Linked DNA regions of Homo sapiens: region 1 is linked to region 2. A link is a loop called in an ENCODE intact Hi-C map of the cell type or tissue named here. Cell type or tissue: heart left ventricle. All regions are shown on one strand. Each heading gives the region's core, and the rest is flanking DNA. Links, peaks and the distances in the headings are about the cores only. Region 1 overlaps PTPRM (protein tyrosine phosphatase receptor type M). Region 2 overlaps PTPRM (protein tyrosine phosphatase receptor type M).

The links. A loop is a pair of places that touch in the nucleus more often than their neighbours do. Peaks named below come from ENCODE experiments on the same cell type or tissue, not always from the same donor. Only the 100,000 strongest peaks of a DNase experiment are listed, where the experiment ranks them.
Region 1: a loop joins it to region 2, with 1.9 times the contacts of the local background. A loop is called at or near these places in 5 of 110 quality-filtered maps.

The regions. Positions count from the first base shown.
Region 1 is chr18:7,670,808-7,681,083 of GRCh38, forward strand. All of the region lies in intron 1 of PTPRM (protein tyrosine phosphatase receptor type M), which reads left to right. Among named protein-coding and RNA genes, the nearest start is that of PTPRM, 110 kb to the left of the region's middle. In heart left ventricle, for the core only: no CTCF peak of the experiment used is centred there; no DNase peak of the experiment used is centred there; H3K27ac peaks cover 1,149 bases.
Region 2 is chr18:7,596,581-7,606,856 of GRCh38, forward strand. The region is part of intron 1 of PTPRM (protein tyrosine phosphatase receptor type M); the gene reads left to right. Among named protein-coding and RNA genes, the nearest start is that of PTPRM, 34 kb to the left of the region's middle. In heart left ventricle, for the core only: a CTCF peak has its summit at 4,954; no DNase peak of the experiment used is centred there; H3K27ac peaks cover 3,372 bases.

The DNA.
Region 1 (10,276 bases), core at 1,163-9,162, 74 kb after region 2:
AGATAGTATTTCAAGGATGCTTATGGTATGGTAAGTGTAACTTGATTAACTACAGAAGATGATTAGAAGTTGTAATAGACACTGAGAATCCTGTAGTGGTCTTTGATACCCATGATAGATAAGATGATGAAGGTAACTCTTAAAATTAGGAATAAATATTATAACATTACATTTTTGTCTTTAAATTTCTGAGCAAAACAAAGTTGATGACCTTTAGATTTAAAACAAGAAATTGTTGTTTAAAGATGTTAAAGATAAACATTTTTATCGTTGAATGAGTCCCTGAGTTTCAGCTCTCTTTCACATCAGGTCTTTAGTTTATTGCTTTCTTTAAACATCATGCACCTCCTTGTGCTGTTTTTCATTCCCCACCCCCGATTCAGAGAGACAGGTAATTATATACACACCAGCTAAATGTCTGGTAAAATCTCTAGGCAAAACTGAGTTGACTTGTGTGGAACTGAATTTAAAAATGCTTGACGGAATATTGCTCCAGTCTCTGAATACTTGTCAGGTTGCATTTACTGCAATTGCCTCCATTACCAGGATGTGTGCTTTGGTCCTGAGAGAGACACTTTTCCCTGCCTCTCCCCCTTTTCTTCCTTTTCACTATATAGCTCTGGCTTCTGAGGGGTCACAGTCCAGCAGTTATTCATTTTGTCCCTCTGAATTAGAAAAGAAGTATAATAATTTAACTGAAATTAGGTTTGTTTTAAACCTAGGCAACTGTCTTTTTATGAAGAAAACATTTACAGTATAAAATAGGAGAATGTCACATGAGCTGTATAAATGGAATATATAATAGTGTGGATGTATAATGATTATCATTTGTAAGGCATTCTTTCAAAAGTAAGTAACTGGATTTAGAGAAAATTAACCTTTCATTCGTAAGTGAATTAAATAAAGAATTGGACATTGCCAGGTGGGGGCAGAGAAAGCCAGAGTTTTTAAATTAAAAAAATAAGCAAATAAAATCTTTAAACATAAATGGAGATAAGATTTGAATTGTATCATATATGGTAACCTCTTTTTTGGCTGGTGTACCGAAGTCTAAAAATGTACAAGTGGTAGAGTTTATAAAAACTCATTCCTACTTGGCAAGGGTAAGAAAGGAAGGTGGTCACCTAGAATCAACATTTATTAACTTTTAAACGTCGTTTCGTAGGGAAGAATCTCCCTCCTCAAAGCATTCAGCCTGAGTTTATTTAGGATTCAGTTAATTGAAAGATAATCTGTGGCATCGATAGGAATCATCATTTTCCAAACATCTTATTTTTAGAAACGGGCTTCACAAGCTCTTTACAAACATTGGAATCCATAGTCATTGAAATGGGTGGCGTGTTTTTTCATGGGGATTGTGAATCAGTCTAAAGCAAAATATGTGTTTATGATTTGCATGTAAGGTAACTGAAGTTTAGCAAAAACAATAATTTGTCATTTAGAAATGATCCCAGTCTTTGGAAATATTTAGAATAATAAATTTCAGGTTAAGTTTTTTTTTCACGGTTTAATCAAGTTAAGATTTTTGGGATACTTAGTATTTGGTTGGCTTTACTAAAAGAAAAATATTTATTGGCATTACATTAAACTGCTTAAAAATTAAACGAAGACCTAGTTAAAAGATGCTGGCATTAAGACATGGTTTTACTCAATTTTTATACCTGGAACCCCAAAAGGAACAAAAAGAATGAGAAACAAAGAAGAAGATGCTATGCTCTGTTAAATAGCTACAACTTCAAACCACATTTTAAAGAATACCTGCCAAATAGAGTGACATTTGGACCAAAGGAGAGAGGATGCTGTGAGCTTACATAGTCCTCTAATTTGAGGCAGGGTATAGTTTTCTCAAGGAGTCAGGCCTGTAGAAATTAAATGGCTTCACTAAAATAATAAGAGAATAGAGGGGCGACTCTCTCTGTGCAACTTAGTTGTGCACCACAGAAAACTGGAGGACTCGGAGGTGAGGGAGGAAAAGAGCTTCTGTGTAGAGTTGGGCAGGCTGTGACTTAAACAGCTCTAGGGATCCCAGGAACATAAAAGTCTAGTGAGTGGAGGCCCCTGATGTTGGAGCCCAATCTGCACGCACACCTGCGTGCACACCTAGGCCACCATCGTGACTGAGTGCCATCTTAATGTCTAGGGCAGCTTCCTGAGAGTGGGAGACTTCTCAAAGTGAGACTGAAAGAAGGCTCAGGAAGGTGGTGTTCAGGAGCCTGTGACATGAGGGGCTTCTTTCTAACCTATATCAATGCTGCTAAAGTTTTACACTTGAGTGTAAAATACTCCCAGGGTACAGGACTTGACCATAGTGGAGAGAACTGGAGATTAATGCTGGACTTGAAGCTGGCTGCTCTTCCTATGAACTGACAGGTTGTCTCCACTGCAGCATGAATGCCTTCTAGTTCTGCCTGCCACACCTTGGCATAGGCAGGCAAGTTCATAGAATAATGGAACACAGACAAAGCTAGATGTGGAATATACATCAGAAGACAAATTATCTCACCAACAAAAGAAGAATTCAGAATCTTAGTATTTTGTGGCCTTAAAGGAATAATGAAAACTGGGTTTTCTCAAAGTTTAAAGGAAAGATATATGGTTAAAGAAAATAAGAAATATAGGAGATAGAAAGTGAGCTGATTAATCTGCGTGAAGAAGGAGAAAAACCATTAGGAAGAGGGAAGTCACATTGGAAGCCACCAAATATAACAAACACAAATGAAAACACAGGAATCAACAGACTTGAGAAACTTCTACAAAACAAAGTGAAAAAGATGAGAGAAAAAGGATTTCTGTGAAGATGATACATAGGAGAGACAAAGGCTTATTCATCACATATTACTTGTTTTTCCAAAGGAAGAGAATAAAAATGGAAACAAAAACATTCAAAGGTATAATAGGATAAAGCCTTGCTTATAAAAAAAGAAAGATGTATATGTGCTTGCAGGTCAGAAGGCCACACTATTTACTAGGAAAGAAACTAGAAACAAATCCCAAGAAATGTGCTGCTGAGCGGTCAAGGACATTGGGAACAACAGGACTGAGGGACACTGGGGTGAGCCACACGGCCTTTGGTAGCCTGGTGAAAGCAGTGCCAGGAGACAGCACAGCAAGTTGCAAGGCACTGGGTAGAGCAGAGTGGAGGTGAGGAAGGGGAGAAGAGTACACGCAGCTCTTCTGAGAAGTTTCATCATGAAGAAGCTGAGGGAGATGTGGATGGACCTGAAGGGGGAGATGGGACTGAGGGAGCCTGTGCTTTTTAAGATGGGAAAGACCTGCACATATTTAAATACCCCTAGTGAATGTGAGGAAAGAGAAGGGGGTTCTTAACCTTGCCTGCACATTGGAGCCACTTGGAGTGTTTAAAAAAAACACTGATGGTGGGTCCCACTCAGAAGGATTCCTATGTCATCGGTGTTGGGGATGGCTGGTGTTGAGATTTTTAAAACTGCCCAGGTGATTCTAAAAGGGAGCTGAATTTGAAAACCATCCTTGTAAAAGATGAAACAAAGCTTCAAGAGTTGGGTTTCCTCTTCCACTGTAGCTAGAGGAAGTGATGGAAGTACTTTGAGATAGGTAGGTTTGTGAGAGGGGAGCTGAAGGAGTTTTACTGCTTATGGCTTCTGCGTTCTCTTGAAGGGCTGGTGGTGTGATGGGGAAGCATGTTGGGAGGAAGATGGGCAGGCACTGAGAGGAGAGGAGTGAATTTGCAGCACTCTTTCATGGAGAAGGAGGGAGAACACCAAAGAGGTGTTGAACCAAAGGGTGGGCAGGCAGTGCTGAGAAGGCCGAAGTTTGAGATGATAATTTTATGGAGGCAGCTCTTTCTTCTTCCTAGGTAGAGAGTGGGCAGCCCATAATGTGTGGAGAAGTAAGTTTTCTAGTGAAGACTAGAGAAGTTAGTTACTTGGGAGATTTTCTTATTTTGCCCATAACATAGAGAATCAGACACTGGTAGAAATAAAATCAATTAGTTAATACACATAGTGCATTCTGTTAAATCCTGTCTAGCTCTGCCTTGGTAGGCTCTTAATCGTATTTCTGTAGTTACATAGAAATGAAGCTGAACACTATGATTTTGCTTATAGGGAAAAACATGACTTTCAGTCCCAGTGTTTCAAACGCATCAGTAGGAAGGGCTAATTTAGGCGCCGACTCTTTCCTTAAAGTGAAGCTTTTGTTATATTAATAGATCTAGCCTGTGATTCTTGTAAAGAGTGTTGTAAGTTGACATGGTAATAACTAAGATTTGAAACAATGTGCTTACCCAAGCTGTATCTTGAAATACAGTTTGAATCAACTTGGAAGAAAACCTAAACTAAATTGGGTTTTAGTAAAATAATCCTGCTTCGTAAATATTACAAAGAAAATGTTATCAGTCTTTTTGGGTATTGTTGGCGGAGTCCTTAGATCAGAGATTTTTGTTTTCGTTAGGGCCTTCCTTCTTTAATGTTTTAAAAACATTATTTCAGTTGTGCAGGTAGTTTGCATTTTAAATCATCTCACACAACTTGCTGGAAACTGAAATGGATGCTGAGGACATGGTGACTTTTTAAGGGAAAGATGAATAACATCCGCTGTGCGAGAGCCCTTGTTCCAGAGCACACCACATGAACACCAGGGCTTAAACTCACCAGGAGCCCACTGAGAGCCCATGTATTTAGATGGAAACAAAAATGGACATAAAAATTAAGTTTGAAACAGGTAGTCTAAAACATCACCGGGAGTTCACTAATGTCAGGACAGAATAAACATTGACTACTCAGGACAAGTTTTCAGAAGTTCCCCAAGCCCCTTCTCACTTGGTTGGGTTCTGCTGACGCTGGTTTACTCTGCATCTCACCCCTTTGCACACAGTAACCTTTGGAGATATTCGGCATCGTAGTAAACTTGGTGGTTGTTGGGGAAATTTTTGTTTGCTTTTTCATTCAGCATTTTTTTTTTTTTTGAGACAGAGTCCCACTCTGTTGCCCAGGCTAGAGTGCAATGGCATGGTCTCGGCTCACTGCAACCTCTGCCTCCCGGGTTCAAGCAGTCCTCCTGCCTCAGCCTCCTAAGTTGCTGAGATAACAGGTGCCTGCCACCACACTTAGCTAATCTTTTTGTATTTTTAGTAGAGACGAAGTTTCACTGTGTTGGCCAGGTTGGTCTTGAACTCCTGATCTCAGGTGATCTGCCCGCCTCAGTCTCCCAAAGTGCTCGGATTACAGGTGTGAGCCACTGTGCCCGGCCTTTCAGCATTTTTTTAACATTGTGAAATGGATGTATGGGTGATACTGTGCTAGGCACCAAGGCATGAAGACATAATTCAGACTTGGCTCTTATTCTCAAGAAGTGGACTCTAGACTTTTAGAAGCCCAGGGAAGCAAAGACATTTTTCTTGGCTTACTCTTTTAAGTGTTTCCACAGTATTCTTAGCTATTAGAAAATAAAAATTATTTATTGTTGCAATTGTTAGAAAAAGTCATTCATCTCCTGTCTCTTGGCCACTGTGGAGCCCTGGCATTAAGGAAAAAAAAGTTTGGTGGCTGGCGATCAGCTATAATTGTGGGTGTAACCTTCTCTTCTTCTAGGGTGTTGGTGAGCTTTAGCCTCCTGTCCGTCTTGTCCTTTGGCCTGACTTATACTGTGTTCAGCTTGCAAAGGACAGCTGTAAAGGAGCAGCATGAAGCCAAAATCAATAATAGTGATGTTTTTAGCTCAGCTGTCATCTCCCTACCCCCAAACCTCACCAAAATTTTATGTCTCAGACAGTTTGTCAAGGACAAATGTTTGGTCCATGTCCCACCAGGGCAGGTTTTCTGTCAGCCAGGAGATTCTAGCTGTGTGTGTGTGTGTGTGTGTGTGTGTGTGTGTGTATGTGTGTGTGTGTGTGTGTGTGTGTGCGCGTGCACGCGCACGCGCATGGATTAGGTGTTAGGACACCCAAGTCTAAAGATTTAATTGTACAAATCTTACTGACAAATGTTTTACTGATTTGAATGTGCCAGATTATTTAAAAACTGGAACAATATAACAGATGTTTTTTAAGTTCTGTGAATATGAAAATATTTTAAAAAGGTGAGTATGTTTTTAGTTCTTTGACAGGGGCTTATATGTCTCTGAACTGATATTAATTATCTATGCTTTGCTGTTTTGCCAGTGAAGTCACTGATAAGCCAAGACTAGGTCCAGCGATAAAAATTATTTGGGAATTTAGTTCAGGATTTAAAGAGTGGCATTTCCTCTGACCTTTTTTTAGAGCTGACACTTTGTGGCAGGCCAAGTGTAATATTCTATTCCTTCTAAATACCCTTCTCTTTTTCTCATCTTAAAATCTTTCTCTTTCAAAGCTGATGCAACAGTGGTGTAAAACCACGTTATTTCTAGAATTGCTCTGGGCCACCTGATGGTATACATATTTCTTACAGTTTACGAAGTCCTACCAGATTCTTCTCTGAATATGACCACGGGGAATTGTTTGGACATTAACAAGTGCATTGTGTAAGGGAAGTATTTTACTTTTCAGCAGTAATATTAGATGTTTGTGACCAAAGCTGACGAGTGATTACTGGTTTAACAGCCTTATGTTTCAACAGATACAGCATAACTATAATGTTTAAATATCTGCAGTGATGGCCACCAGGACTGAAGTTTCTTTCTCCTCTTACCTTGAACAAGAGAAGCAGAAGGGCCACTGTTTACAGGGAGTTGATGAGACCACCTTCCTTAGAAGGCCCTTACTTCTCTGGTTGATGAATGTCATACTGATTGCACCCAAGACTGAGTTCTTGGTACACGTGGCTGGGCAAATTCTTGGAACAGGTGTCTGGGCTCATTTCCCTGAGTGGCATGGAGAGCCTTCTTCCATGATCAGGCCTGCAACTTCCCTCCTACTCACTTATGGGCATCACGCTCCCCCTCTGGAGCCCGTTCCTGCTATTTCTCCTGCCTGAAATGCTCTGTGCCCCTTTCCTTCCATCTCTGCCTAAATGCTGCCTTATCAGAGAAGCCCACACGCCATGTAAAGAGCAGTACCCACTCCCTTGTCCTGTTGCCTATGTCCCCTACCCTGCCCTGGTTTGCTGTGTGGGACTTATCACCTATCCTATTAGATATCTGTTTATTTATTTATCATCTCTGCCCTAGGTGGAATGTTAGGTCCACAGAGACAGGATCTCTGTACTCCTCACTGTCGTACTCCGGGCACCTGAGTGTATGGCAGGCACTTGGTTATTGAATGAAGGACTGAATGAAGGAGTCATAGGGGCTCTGTGTGTATTTGTGGAATGAAAGAGGGGGGAAGGAAGGACTTGACACTTAGAGCACCTAAGTATGGAAGGACTTAGGACATTGTCCCTTGGAAAGTGGGTGGTGATTGTCCCGGATAAAGGAAAACACCCCTCCCCACAAAGGGGTTGCCTTGAGAAAGTGGGTAGTTAGGAAGTCCTGGCTTCACGCTCAGGGGTAGGGTGGCTGTATGTCTCCTTTTCCAGGGGATAGGGCTCCTGTTGACACCTATTTCTCCAGCTAATGTTTCAAAGCACCCTCTTCCATTCTTAAAAGTTTCCCAATCTGGGTGATAAATACATGGTCACCCACTTAAGGGATTTGATTGCATCAGGGATGGAGTTCTGTATATGAGAACTACATGCAGGGAGCACTGAGAGGAGTGACTCTGGGAGCACAGGCATTTTGTACCCTTGCCTGGACGGGGCCCTGAGGGAACGGGAGGCCGGCCTTCAGAGGACCACTGGGCGTGTGCAGTTAACAGTTTGGTTTGTGTTTTTCTCCATGTTTCTCTGTATACAGAGGTATATAAATTTAAATATGTACATACATATGAAGTCCACCCCTGTTTTATTTTTACAGAAATGGTATTATGTCATACCGTACTTACCAAAGTCTTTTTTATTTCGTATTTCAGAATATCTTTGCTGGTCTGTACCTATTGATCTCCTTCGTTACCGTTACTTTTAATTGCAGCATAATATTCTATAGATGGATATATCTGACTTATGCAGTCGTGCCCCTGTTGATGTGCTTTCAGACTATTTTCATATTCTACTGTTAAAAATACTTTTTTTGTGACAAAAGATATCTGTATGCATGTATCCGTATGCTGAGAGTGGGATTTCTGAGTCAAAGTGAATGTGCGTTTTTAAACAGTCATCACCAGATGCTTTCCCCAAAGGAAGTACAGTTCTTCCTGCCTGCAGCAATGTTAGGCGTGCCCTTTCCTCACATCTTGCCCAGCAGTGGATGCTCAGATCTTTTAATGTTTTTCTAATCTATCAGGTAAAAAATGAGATTATCTTTTCCTTTGGCTGTACATTTTTGAGCCTTTATCATAGAGTCAAGTGTTGTAATGCATTCTGTAACTCCAAGATATGTAGCATTTACTAACTGCAGTCATTCATTAAGTAAAACTTAGACCATTAGGAAGATATACTGTTTAAGTATTTAAATAACTGAACACATCTTCCTGTGTTTTATCACTTTTTTTCATATCTAGGGCATTTCACATGTTTCCAGGTTTGGTTCCTAGGTATGGCTATTAAAGAACTTTCAGATCAAGGTTGATAATTGGGCATACTGGGCTGGGGTGCAGTGGCTTACACCTGCAATCCCAGCACTTTGGGAGGCCGAGGCAAGTGGATCACTTAAGGTCATGAGTTCGAGACTAGCCTTGCCAACATGGTAAAACCCCGTCTTTACTAAAGATAAAGAAATTAGCTGGCTATGGTGGCATGTGCCTGTAATCCCAGCTATTCGGGAGGCCGAGGCACGAGAATCACTTGAACCCGGGAGGCAGAGGTTACAGTGAGCTGAGATCGCGACACTGCAGTCCAGCCTCGGCGACAGAGTGAGACTCTGTCTCAAAAACAAACAATAAATAAATACATAATTGGGCATACTGTAATATTCTCAGAGATCTATATGTAAAATTTGTATAGTCATAGTTTTATGGTGGGTTATAATTGTCTCTAGTAGATTCTGTGAGTCTAAAACAATAGGAAGACTGTGCTCCATTAGCTTGTCATGCAATTTTTAACTTTGACAATAGACTTTTTTTGAAAAAAAAAATATTTTATTTTTTGCGACAAGATCTCACTCGGTCACTCAGGCTGGAGTGCAGTGGCATGATCACAGCTCACCACAGCCTCAAACTCCTGGAGTCAGGTCATCCTCCCACCTCAGTCTCCCAAGTAGCTGTGACCACCGGTAAGTGCCACCACACCTGGCTAATGTTTTTGGATTTTGTAGAGACAGGGTTTCACCATGTTGCCCAGGCTGGTCTTGAACTCCTGGACTCAAGCAATATACCTACCTCAGCCTCCCAAAGTGCTGAGACTACAGGCATGAGCCACTACGCCTGGCTGACAATAGGCTTTATTTACTCATTTATTGAGATACAATTGACGGAAGCTATAAATGCTAAATATTTCAAATGTGAAGGGATGAAATGTGATGGAGGGGCAGGCAAAGGAGCAGTGGTGCCAGGTGTGGATTCTGTGTAGTGTGTGAATGGCGTCTCTGTCCCTTAAGCCCAAGGCAACAATGTGAATAGCCACTTGCGTACAGCAGCGTGCCATATTCAACTTGGCAGGTTTCCATCCCCAAGGGCCTTAGTGTGTTGTAAACACTTTATTGATTGATGTTCAATACATTGCAGCACAATATAAGAATATATTGTCATCATATAGTGATGAGGGGAATTGTGTTGTGGTGCCTCATGTTTGTAAGGGATGACATTTCGGGTAGACGTAGGAAAACCGTTTCACATGCTACAATTGTTGTATATTTCCTCTGTCCAATTGCACATGGGCCAGAGACTTATGTGTATGGGAAATGTTTCTTTGCTGCTTTACCAGGATGTCGGTCATTTTGCTCGGATAGGGAAAACTGGAAAAAGAAAAAGAAAAAGATGTGCCCAGATACTTACTGGTTTTCGGCTTCCTGGTGAAAGTACTTTATGAACATAGTGAAATGTGTCATTCTTTCTAATCCTTAAATCTGCATAGGCCATGCCCATAAGGGGCTAAGTGTGGGCTATGGGGTGGGAGTGTTGCTTTTCCTTCCCCCACCCTTGTTCATGCCTGTCTTAGCATGTGACTCTTGATAGTGAACTTGCCCAGATGCTTCAAGGTCACCATTTCCCATATTCTCTGGCAGCTGAAGAGCTGTTTGGATCTTGGAATATGGAGTGGGATGTTTGATATTGTCAAGAGAAATGTGGGTGAACAGTGCGTAGGTCCTCCTTGAGCCCCTGGGAAAGGCTTGACACCACAATTTAGAA
Region 2 (10,276 bases), core at 1,592-9,591:
ATAAACTTCATCATAGGTATGTGCATATAGGAAAAAACATGGTATATATAGGGTTTGGTACTGTCTGCAGTGTCAGGGATCCACCAAATAGGTCTTGGAACCTATTTTTGGGGTACAAGGGGGGACTGCTGTATGTTTATTGCCTTTTCCTTTGCTTTTTTCCTACTGGAGTCATTATCTGATTTGTTTGTTAAAACTCTTTGTAGAAATGCCACTCACTCCTTTCCTTCTCTTCAAAGTATTTTCCCTTACTTTCTTCATTTATCTTTTTTTTTTCCTTTATTTTCTTTTTTTTCAGACAGTTTCTCTGTCACCCAGGCTGGAGTGCATTGGCACAATTTCGGCTCACTGCAACCTCCGCCTCCCAGGCTCAAGCGATTCTCGTGCTTCAGCCTCCCCGGTAGCTAGAATTACAGGCACATGCTACCATACCCGGAAAATGTTTGTATTTTTTAGTAGAGACTAGGTTTTGCCACGTTGGCTAGGCTGGAATTGAACTCCTGACCTCAAGTGATCCACCCTCCTTGTCCTTCTAAAGTGCTGGGATTGTTGAGCCACTGTGCCAGCCTTCGTTTATCTTTTAATTCATAGCGTTTTTGTACCATAGAGAAACTTAACTGTGTGCACATGTGTGGTAAAGGGGGAATGATTGACTACTTTTATGAGCAGCAGTAGAAGCCTTGGTTCATGGAAGACCTCCAGAGGCCTTGAGGTGTGAAGTGGGGCTGGTGAGAGAATGCTGTTCTCTCTGTGTTCTCTTCTGGTCCCTTTGCTGGGTCTCAGACTTGGATGCTAATCGTTTCTTTACCTTTCGGATCAATATTGTCATGGGAGGTAATTTTCCCCCAAGTGGACAGATTCTTGACTTACTAGAGTCAGTTTTGTTACTCTCTTTGGCATGGGAATTTAATTATGTATTTTAGTGGGAAGGTGTGAGCAGGATGAAATTAGACACAGATAGGTAGTCACTGCCACAACCTGAGGTCAGCTGCAGTTTTCTTAAAAAGTCACTTTTTGCTAATAAAGTTTCCGTCCCTGCTTCTCCATTCATGTATTGCACTCATCTACACTAAGCTGGGTAGGCAGGAATCATGAAGTGGATTATGGAATGTCCAGTGGGTCTGGATACATAGCTCGCATATCCATTAATAGCCTGCATTACAGATTTTATGTAAAGTGTTAGTTTTAATTACGTAAGCATTAGATTTCCTGTAAAGATTTCAGAAACCACACTATTTGAAAGAGAGTACAAATTTGCAAAGAGAATACACATGTAGTGGATAGGTGAAAAGCTTACTCCCTAAAACTATCCAGATATGGACAATTCAGGGTCATCTGTCAGGCCATTTATAAATAACTCATATTAGCATTAATCAATAGTGCAGCGTTCCAGGCCTGAAACAATGCATTTAAAAAATGGGATATTTTGCCTTTAAAAAAAATTGTTAATATAGACAGTCCTCTTGAAATTAGTGGGGTTTAGGTATAAATTTAGATCATATTTGTGAATGAAACCAAGGCCAATTTAAAAAGCTATGTATTTAAAACTACAACAAAGTAAAATTCTTTTTATCTTAATCCAAATATATATTGGTCAGTATTTCTTATTCCAGAGCTCAGAATTACCCAGGAAATCTTTGGTTTCCTAAAACTCAAAATGTTTATTGCCAATAGCTAAGTAATATCTTCTCGTAAACAGTGTGGCTCAAAATTATGATCCTATGTTTATGAAACTGAAATCTGACTTAAGTGCTTGTGATTGTGTTTCTAGTTATACAAACTTTCATAGGAATGAAAGCAAAGCATAATTCTGAGGTTAAGACAAACATGTTTGGTATTCATTAAACTCTACTGAGCACGTCTACGTGTGTTTATTGATCATCTACTGCAGGCTTAGTTCTATGCTCAGTTCTTTGGGATGCAGGGACAGAAATTAGGTACTCAGAAATTTCTAGAACCAAGTAACATTATTTTTAAAATAGTGCAAGTCTGGGTATCCTTTTATAACAGGGTTTCTAACCATAGTTCAGCTTTGCTGTATTAATAGTATTGTTGATGTCAGCACTTTCTTGGAAGACATGTTTTTTGCTTATTCAACTTTTGCCTCATGTTAGATTTTTTTTTCTGCTAAACATTGCTGTTATCTTAGTGTTTGTTTTTTGTTGACTGGCTGTTTGGCCTGAGAATTTAGTTCTGAATTCCTTTTTTTTTTTTTTTTTTAAGGCAACAGAATAAACAAGCAACTGTGTGTCCCTTGGCGCGGTAGCCAATTTAAGGTGATTCATACCCAGTTACTTAATAGTAAAGTCTCATTCCTAAAGGATATAAACTCTATTTCTTGCAAGGATGCTTAAAGAGCTGAGCAAATCTTAAAGCATTATTATCACATTTTAGACTAAATAAAGATATTTTCGTTCATTCTAATTTTCGTCATTCCCAAACACACTGTGGCCTTCTGTGGCATGAGTAGTTTAATCAAGTGTTTAGAATTTCTTGGCCTCAACCAGATTAGAGGAATTTAACTCAGCTGTTGTTGAGAAGAAGTAATTCTTCAGTCACTACTGAGGTTTTGTAAGTGTTATTGTTAAAAAAAAGAAAAGGAACTTTGAAGTCTTTATTAGAAAATAAGGTGAACTCATTGTGTTTTATGTATGTTCTGAGATAGAGTTAAAATATTTCAAAATTACTACGGGGCAATTTTCAAGCTTAAAATAAAAAATGGCTCACTACCCCTGGACAGGTTGAATTTGTAATTCATAGCTGAACCGCTAAAGTTAGCATGCAGATTACACTATGAGAGTTCATGCAGGTCTAAATAGTCTCAAATAATTCTTTAATTTGTCTCTACAAGTGTAAGTTTACTAAAAGTACTATATGGAAATTCCACTATCCCAGCTTTTGCTGGGTCCCTTGCTATAACCCCTGACTCAGTTCCTTGCTTTCAGTGAGAGCTCCCAACAGCTCTCATCATTTCTTTCTGTGGCTTAAGTCTGTGCATGCTCCCAGTTGCCACAGCAGAGTTTCTGCAACCTGGGGTTCACAGGATCATCTGGGGGTGCTTATTCAAATGTAGCACCCTGCTACATTTTTCATTCCAGAGGCTAACACAGGGCCCAGGAGAATCTGCCATTTAAAAAAGCCACCCATGTGATAGAAAGCCCTCTTGAGGGAAAGCAAAGGCCTGTTTGTGATGAGAGCTGTTCTTGGCCTCCCTTCTTGTGGCACCCTCCCGAGCTGGGGACTGTGCACTGTGCATTTGCTACTCTTGAAGCACACTTGACCTTCACCTTTCACCCTAGTTCTTTTGCTTAGGTGCTGGGTGGGATCCATCCACCTTGCTCCTGGGATCTTCTACATGCCTTTTACCGTCTATCTGCATGTCACTGCCATTGCACCCTTCTCCTGTAATGCACCCTGCTTTGGTGTAAAGTCAGTTGCTCTCTTAGCTGTTCTCATAATGCTTGACCCTGCTTTCTTTTCACACTTACTGCAGAGGTTAGGAGCAGGACTCTGGGGCCCACCAATCTGGATTTGAAACCTAGCTCCTCCTGGTCTAGCTGTTTGCTGAAGGGTAAGTTATTTTATCTTTCTGAGCCTGAGATGCCTCATGTGTAGAGCGGGGAGAATAGTGACTACCTCACAGTCTGTTGCGAGGACCAAATGAGGTAATAAACATCCGGGGCTGAGAACAGTGACTGTCAAGTAGTTAGCATGCCTCGAAGGCCAGCCATTGCCATCATTGTGATTTCTAACATCGGCTTTTTCATGATCATCCTACAGAGCTCTGCGCAGCCAGAAATCTGGAGGCAGCAATCTTGTCTCCCCTTTCAAATCCAGCACATAACACACCACTTGCTCCCCACACCAACCCACAAGTGTTGACTGAATTGCACTGACTTTACTTGCAAATGCATTTCCTGACTTCAGTGTCACCAGACCTCATCAGTCTGTGGCTATCAAATACATTCTGTTGACTTCAGTAACTCAAAAGTCCATGTCCTTGTGATCACCACCTTGTGCGTTGTCTCTACCCGCTCCCCTCCCTGAAGGACTTGGTTCCCTTGCTCATTCAGCAGTCTCTCCACTCCAGGCCCTGCCCTTCCCCTGCTTCCTCACTAGCTGCAGGAGGGAGTAACCTGCTGGTGCTGGCTGTGCCATTGTGTGCTCTTGCTGCCTGCACCGGTAAGCTTGCTTGATGCACACCAGGCTGTGGCCCAAGAGGTGCCTAGAGGAAGACGCTGCGCCCCTCAGTTCCCCTCTGCTGCACTTGTGTCTACCTGGGCCTCTAGGTGCTGTCAGGGTTTCAGAGGAAACTGCTCCTGCATCTGCAGGGAGCTCTGCTGGACTGAGAACAGGCTCACCTCCTGAGAAACACAGAACCTGAATTCATGCTTGGAGAAGACAACAATTCTCCAAAGGCTGACCTCCCCTGTGTGACCGAGCCCCGGAGCCCCTCTGTTGGTTCAAGATCCTGCATTGGGGCTGCAGAAGCGGCTGGCCCAGTGGCGTGGCTTTCCTAGGACAGAAGGATTGCTCCACCCTACAGGGGAACAAATGTCCACCTTTTAGGAGACAGAAAACTGGCTGTTGTATCCAAATTACCGTTTTTCTAGCCCGCGGTTTCTGAACAGTTTCGTGGATCTTAAGTCTGAGTTTCAGTTAGGCTTTCCTCCCCACTGGCATATCTGCAGGAAGGACAGTCCTAGCTCTGGATATTTCTCTGCCCCCTTTTATTTCTTGCTGTATGAGTCACTACTCTCCCCCGGTGCATTAGTTTCCTGGGGCTGCTGTAACAAATGACCACAAACTTGCCAGCTTACAACCACAGAAATTTCTTCTCTCACAGTTCTGGAGGCCAGGTCTGGAGTCAAGGTGTGAGCAGCTACGCTCCTTCCTAAGGCTCTGGAGACACCCCGTTCCGGGCCTCTCTCCTGGCTCCTGGTGGCTGTTGCGAGCCTTGGCTCATAGCTGCATCACTCCAATCTCTGCCTCCGTCTTCACATCACCTTCTCCTCTGGGTTTATTCTCTTCTGTGTGTCTCTTTTAAGGATCTTTGTCATTGGATTTGGGGTCTACCTGAATAATCCAGGATTATCTCCACATTGTAGGATCATTGATCATATTTTAAAAGACCGCTTTATCAAGTAAGGTAGCATTTTACAAGTTTCAGGAGTTAAGACTTGATGACTTGGGGTGTTCATTATTCAACCTGCTACACCCGGGTAACAGTAATCTACATTCTCATACATCAGTTGCATTGTACCCATTTCATAAATTAATCTTGTGCCATTTAATTTGGTAATCTGGTTAGTGCTAGGAATTTTTCATATTTAGGGGAGAGAGAATAATAATAACTACAGAAACAGTATATAGTTCCTTGAGCCCCTAGGCATGCTAGGCACTGTCACACACAAATGCTTACACTGGCCTGGGAGAAAGGTGCCACCATTATTTGCATTTTACTGATGAGGGGACTTAAACCTGGAGCACTTAAGTAACTTGCTACGGTCTGCTTAGCAAGTCGGTGACAGAATCAGCAATGAATTGGCCGTCTCCTTCAAAGTCTGTGCTCTTTAAAGTGGTCAGGACTGCAGGAGGTGACCTCAAGTCAGAGCTGGGTGGGGACCTTGGTGTAGTTGTTTCTACCACTAAGTTGGTGGTAAGATCTTGGGCAAGTTATCCACTTCTATGAACTTGACTCCATCTAGCACAGTAAAAGGACTGTGAAGGAGGAATTAATAGGGAGGCACAAATTAAAAGAAGACCAGTGAGAAGCTTTGGGTTTGGTTGGATTCAGTTGAATTTAACATTAGATATTTGGGTTATCTGGGAAGTTTGATTGTGGCAATTTTTTTTTTTTTTTTTGAGACAGGGTCTTGCTCTGTAGCCCATGCTGGAGTGCAGTGGTGTCTTCATAGCTCACTGTAACTTTGAACTCCTGGGCTAAAGGGATCCTCCCACCTCAGCCTCCCTAGTTGCTGCAACTATAGGCACATGCCATCTTGCCTGGCTAATATTTTATTTTTTGTAGGCTTGGGGTCTTCCCATGTTTTCAAGACTGTGGCAATGCTTTTTTTTTTAAAGCATATTATTTACTATAGAGCTTTATAGAAATGTTAAATAGGACTATTGTTTAGTTAGTCCCATTTCTCCTTGCACTGTGAACGTGGAACCTTAAAAATAAAAGTGTTGGCATTTAAAAAAAGCTTGACAATGCTTCAGTGAATTTAAATATATATAATATATATATTTCAATACTTGACACTAAAAATATTAAGAGAAAATATGAGTTATTATGAAAATATCTAAGAACGATGTATTTGGAATTATTATTATTATTATTATTATTATTATTATTATTATTTGAGGCGGAGTCTCACTCTCTCGCCCAGGCTGGAGTGCAGTGTTGTGATCTCGGCTCGCTACAAGCTCCACCTCCTGGGTTCACGCCATTCTCCTGCCTCAGTCTCCTGAGTAGCTGGGACTACAGGTGCCCGCCACCACGCCTGGCTAATTTTTTTGTATTTTTAGTAGAGATGGGGTTTCACCATGTTAGCTGGGATGGTCTCGATCTCCTGGCCTCGTGATCTGCCTGCCTTGGCCTCCCAAAGTGCTGGGATTACAGGTGTGAGCCACCGTGCCCGGCCTGGAATTATTTTAATAATCTTTGGTCATGCTGTCAGTTAACTTTATGGTAAATAAGTAATTGGAGTTTTAACTGTAGAATTTGTTTTGTTGAGATTCATTGCAAAACTGTGAGACTACTTTGCAACTCCGTCTTGGGAGATTGGTGTTGAATCTTTCTGGTAAATGTTTGATTTGGATGTTAAGCTAACGTTTGCAGGGCCCCTGCCTGTTAACAGCTACCTGGGCTTTGCCTGTTTGGCCTTGACTCTTCTTCCTAACCTGGGGTGAGGTCTGCAGGATCCATGTGAGGCCAGATGTGCTCCATGGGGAGAGTCTGGTGGGCAGATCCTGAGTGATGGACTTCCCATTTCTCTCTCCTTCTCTGCTTTGCTGTCAGGAGTATCTGTTTGTCTGAAGCCTGCTGATTCTTTCTGTTCCTCCAACTTCCTTTCTGTAATGCCAGTTGGTAGCTTTGGCTTTAAAATGGGCAAACCTCCTGCTCTCCTGGTTCAGAATTAGTGATTTTTATCCTTTCAGGGATCATGCTGTGGAACACACAGCAGCCTGTGGAGTCTGCTAAGCCCGATTCACAATGGAGCATTGATCCCTGCTGCTGTGTGGCACCCTGGCCTCTGCAGCATACACATGCTTGGGCCAGGATCAATTTTCAGTGGGTTTTAGGTCTGACACACTGGCTTTAGTTTATAGTAACATCGGGGGCTTGTGTCTGCCTAACCCCATCCTTTATAAAGTGGGGATCAGTGCCTTACAGATTTTGATGCCAACATAATTATTTATAAAATCATCACATTACATAAGATGTGCTGTTTTTCTTTTTTCACACAAGAAATGATTTTCATTTGATGTATTGATCAGTGTAGTTACTGGGAATTGAGCCCAATACATTTATTCTTTTATTTGAGATCTGCTAAAATTGTCTCTTCCTTCGGAAGACTGAAAAATGATCCAGGTTGTGAATGAGTTGTTCCAATTCTTTTCATGCCGAGCAGGGCTTTACACTAAATTTGGGACCTGAGGGGCCAGATTTAGGATCTGGAGGGTTAAGAGTGAGACACAGCGGCTGCCTGGCCACATGCCAGATGCAGGAGGTAAGGCTGGAGGTTCGTGACCAGTTTGGACATAGCTGCTGCTCTGGTAAAACACAAACATCAACAACGAAAACTTGATTCCTGTGGAATATGTGCTATAATCTAGGAAACAGAGATTCTCTGGTATGGGAAATCCTTGAAGTCTTGGCATTAGTGACAGCACCTGGAAATACTCATTCCAATTCAAATGAGTCTGAAGTGGGCCCTGGAGGGGCTGCATGGGGAAATTTGCAAGTGGTGTCTGTGCCGGGAATGTTAAGTATTGATGGTGATGCTGAATTTATGAATATGGAAAGAATGCGTGTACTCAGAAGGAGGATGCAAACAGATTTTAAATTTTATTTTGACATTACCTTCCAGTGCAGTGCATGGTTAGCAGTAACTGTATACAGAAAGGGCCACAGAGGCTTTGGTTTCTGAAAGATGTCTGGGAGCTGCCCTGTTCACCTGGTGCCATACTTCCTCAGAAATACAGAAAGAGCACGCAGCAGCCAGCAAAGGTGTACTTCAGCTGGTGTCCCTATTTCTTCTAATTTAGTGTTGGATGGAATGATAAAATAGTTCTAATATGCTCATATTTGTCTGTGGTAGTACACAGTAATTTTCAGTTTATTTGATATAGCTGCTATAGGTCCTCAAAATAGAGTTTTGAATTTTCTTTCTTGGTGCTGACAAATTGATACCATTTGGAATACAGAGAAAAAGTTTCAGTGCAACACAGGTGAATTTTTTAATAGGATATACTAAGTAAGTTTAATCTCTGGCAGGGATGTCTGATCTTTTGGCTTCCCTGGGCCGTGTTGGAAGAAGAGCTGTCTTGGGCCACACAGAAAATACACTAACACTAATGATAACTGATGAGCTTAAAAAAATCACCAAAAAAACCCATGTTTTAAGAAAGTTAACAAATTTGTTTTGGGCCACATTCAAAGCCTTCCTGGGCTGCATGTGTCCTGTGGGCCATGGGTTGGACAAGCTTGCTGGAGTATTAATAAATATTGTGAAGCAGAAAGGCTGTGCTTATATAAAATTTTGATGATAAATTCTTAGAAATTAGCTGTATTTATCACACTCATTTTCTTTTAAGAAATCAGCAAAAATGTCCCCCCCCCACTTCCGTTCTAGTACCATACTTTGTAGCAAAGAGTTTTTGGAAAGAAAAGAGATTCTTGTTCATAGCACATCATCATTCTTTTCTCCTATAGATGTATAAGGGAGGCAAGGTGAAAATGAGCTCGTCTTTTTAAGCTCTTGTCGTGAATCGAACCAAATCTCTTTGGTTATTTTAAGGATTATTTCCTTGGTTATTTTGCAGAGTTCCAGTTGTGTGGGATGAGTTAATGTTAACCATACACTACTTATTTGCAATGTTACCTGTTGTGGACAGCTCTGGTTTTGCTTAAGCGTGTGAGGTTCAGGCCCTCATTCTGCAGTCTGAGGCTGTGGTAGTGATTTGGGAGAGGTCTGCCGTGTTGTCAGCCCAGCCCTCCCAGTCCAGCTCTACCAGGCAAGTCCTCCTCTCCTACTTAAGCACAGACCAAGAGCTGACATGGGATTAGGTGATATGTGGGGCCTGGTTCCTGCCATTGCAGAGCATGACAGACAGGGAGAGGGTGTGGCTTGAAACCTGGGAACCTTGTTTCTGGGGATGAGCAGGATGTAGGAAGTCAGGAAGGCAGGGAGCTTTTCTGGAGTCCCTCTCAAAGCAGCCACTCCCTTTACTGGTCTGCAGGACCAGGCAGAGTGGGAAGTGGGAGGTGGCTGCTCAGCACTTTGCTACCTGTTGTCTTTCTGAACTGAAGACTCAGACCATCTTTGAAAGTCCTGCGGATCTAGTGGCCTGCACTGGGTGTTTGGAGGAAGACTCCTCTCGTGAATAGTTTAAAGCTAGAGAAGCAAGTGGTTGCCATTCCTTGTTCCCTGGGACTGGTAATTTAGGGGACCCTTAGGATCTGCACAGGTCCAGAAAGAAGAGGCATCTTACTGTGGTTGCTTCTGTGGAAGAAGAGGCATCTTACCGTAGTGGCTTCCATGGCTGTGATCTTGGATGGGCGGGGCCAGATGGGGAGGAGACAGCAGGGATTTGGCTTCTTTTTCTCCCCTTCCCAGACCTGTGCGGTTGGAGAGCTTCTTATCCCAGTTAGCAGAGAAGGTAAAATCTGAAGTTAGCAGAGAAGGTAGAAATCATTTTTGATTTTTTTTTCATGTCTGACTTTGAATTGTTGAATTCATCCAAGGGTAAATATTCCTCTGTATACCACACTAGCCATAAGCACACAGTCACATATACTGCACATTAGATAGAGCGTGATGGTGACTTACAGGTCCTGCTTAATGGAGGTGAGCGAGGTGGTTTTATGTTATTTGGCTAATTTGTATTTGTTTAAAGGATAACTAGGCTGTTTCCCTTGCCCTTCATTATCTTTCTAGTTCATAACCTTTTTCTCCAGGCACAGACCTTGGCTTTGGTTGAGTGGGGAGGGAGGATGTCTTGTTTTCTTTAGTCTGCCTTACAGATGCTGGAGGAAGCTCCGTTGTTA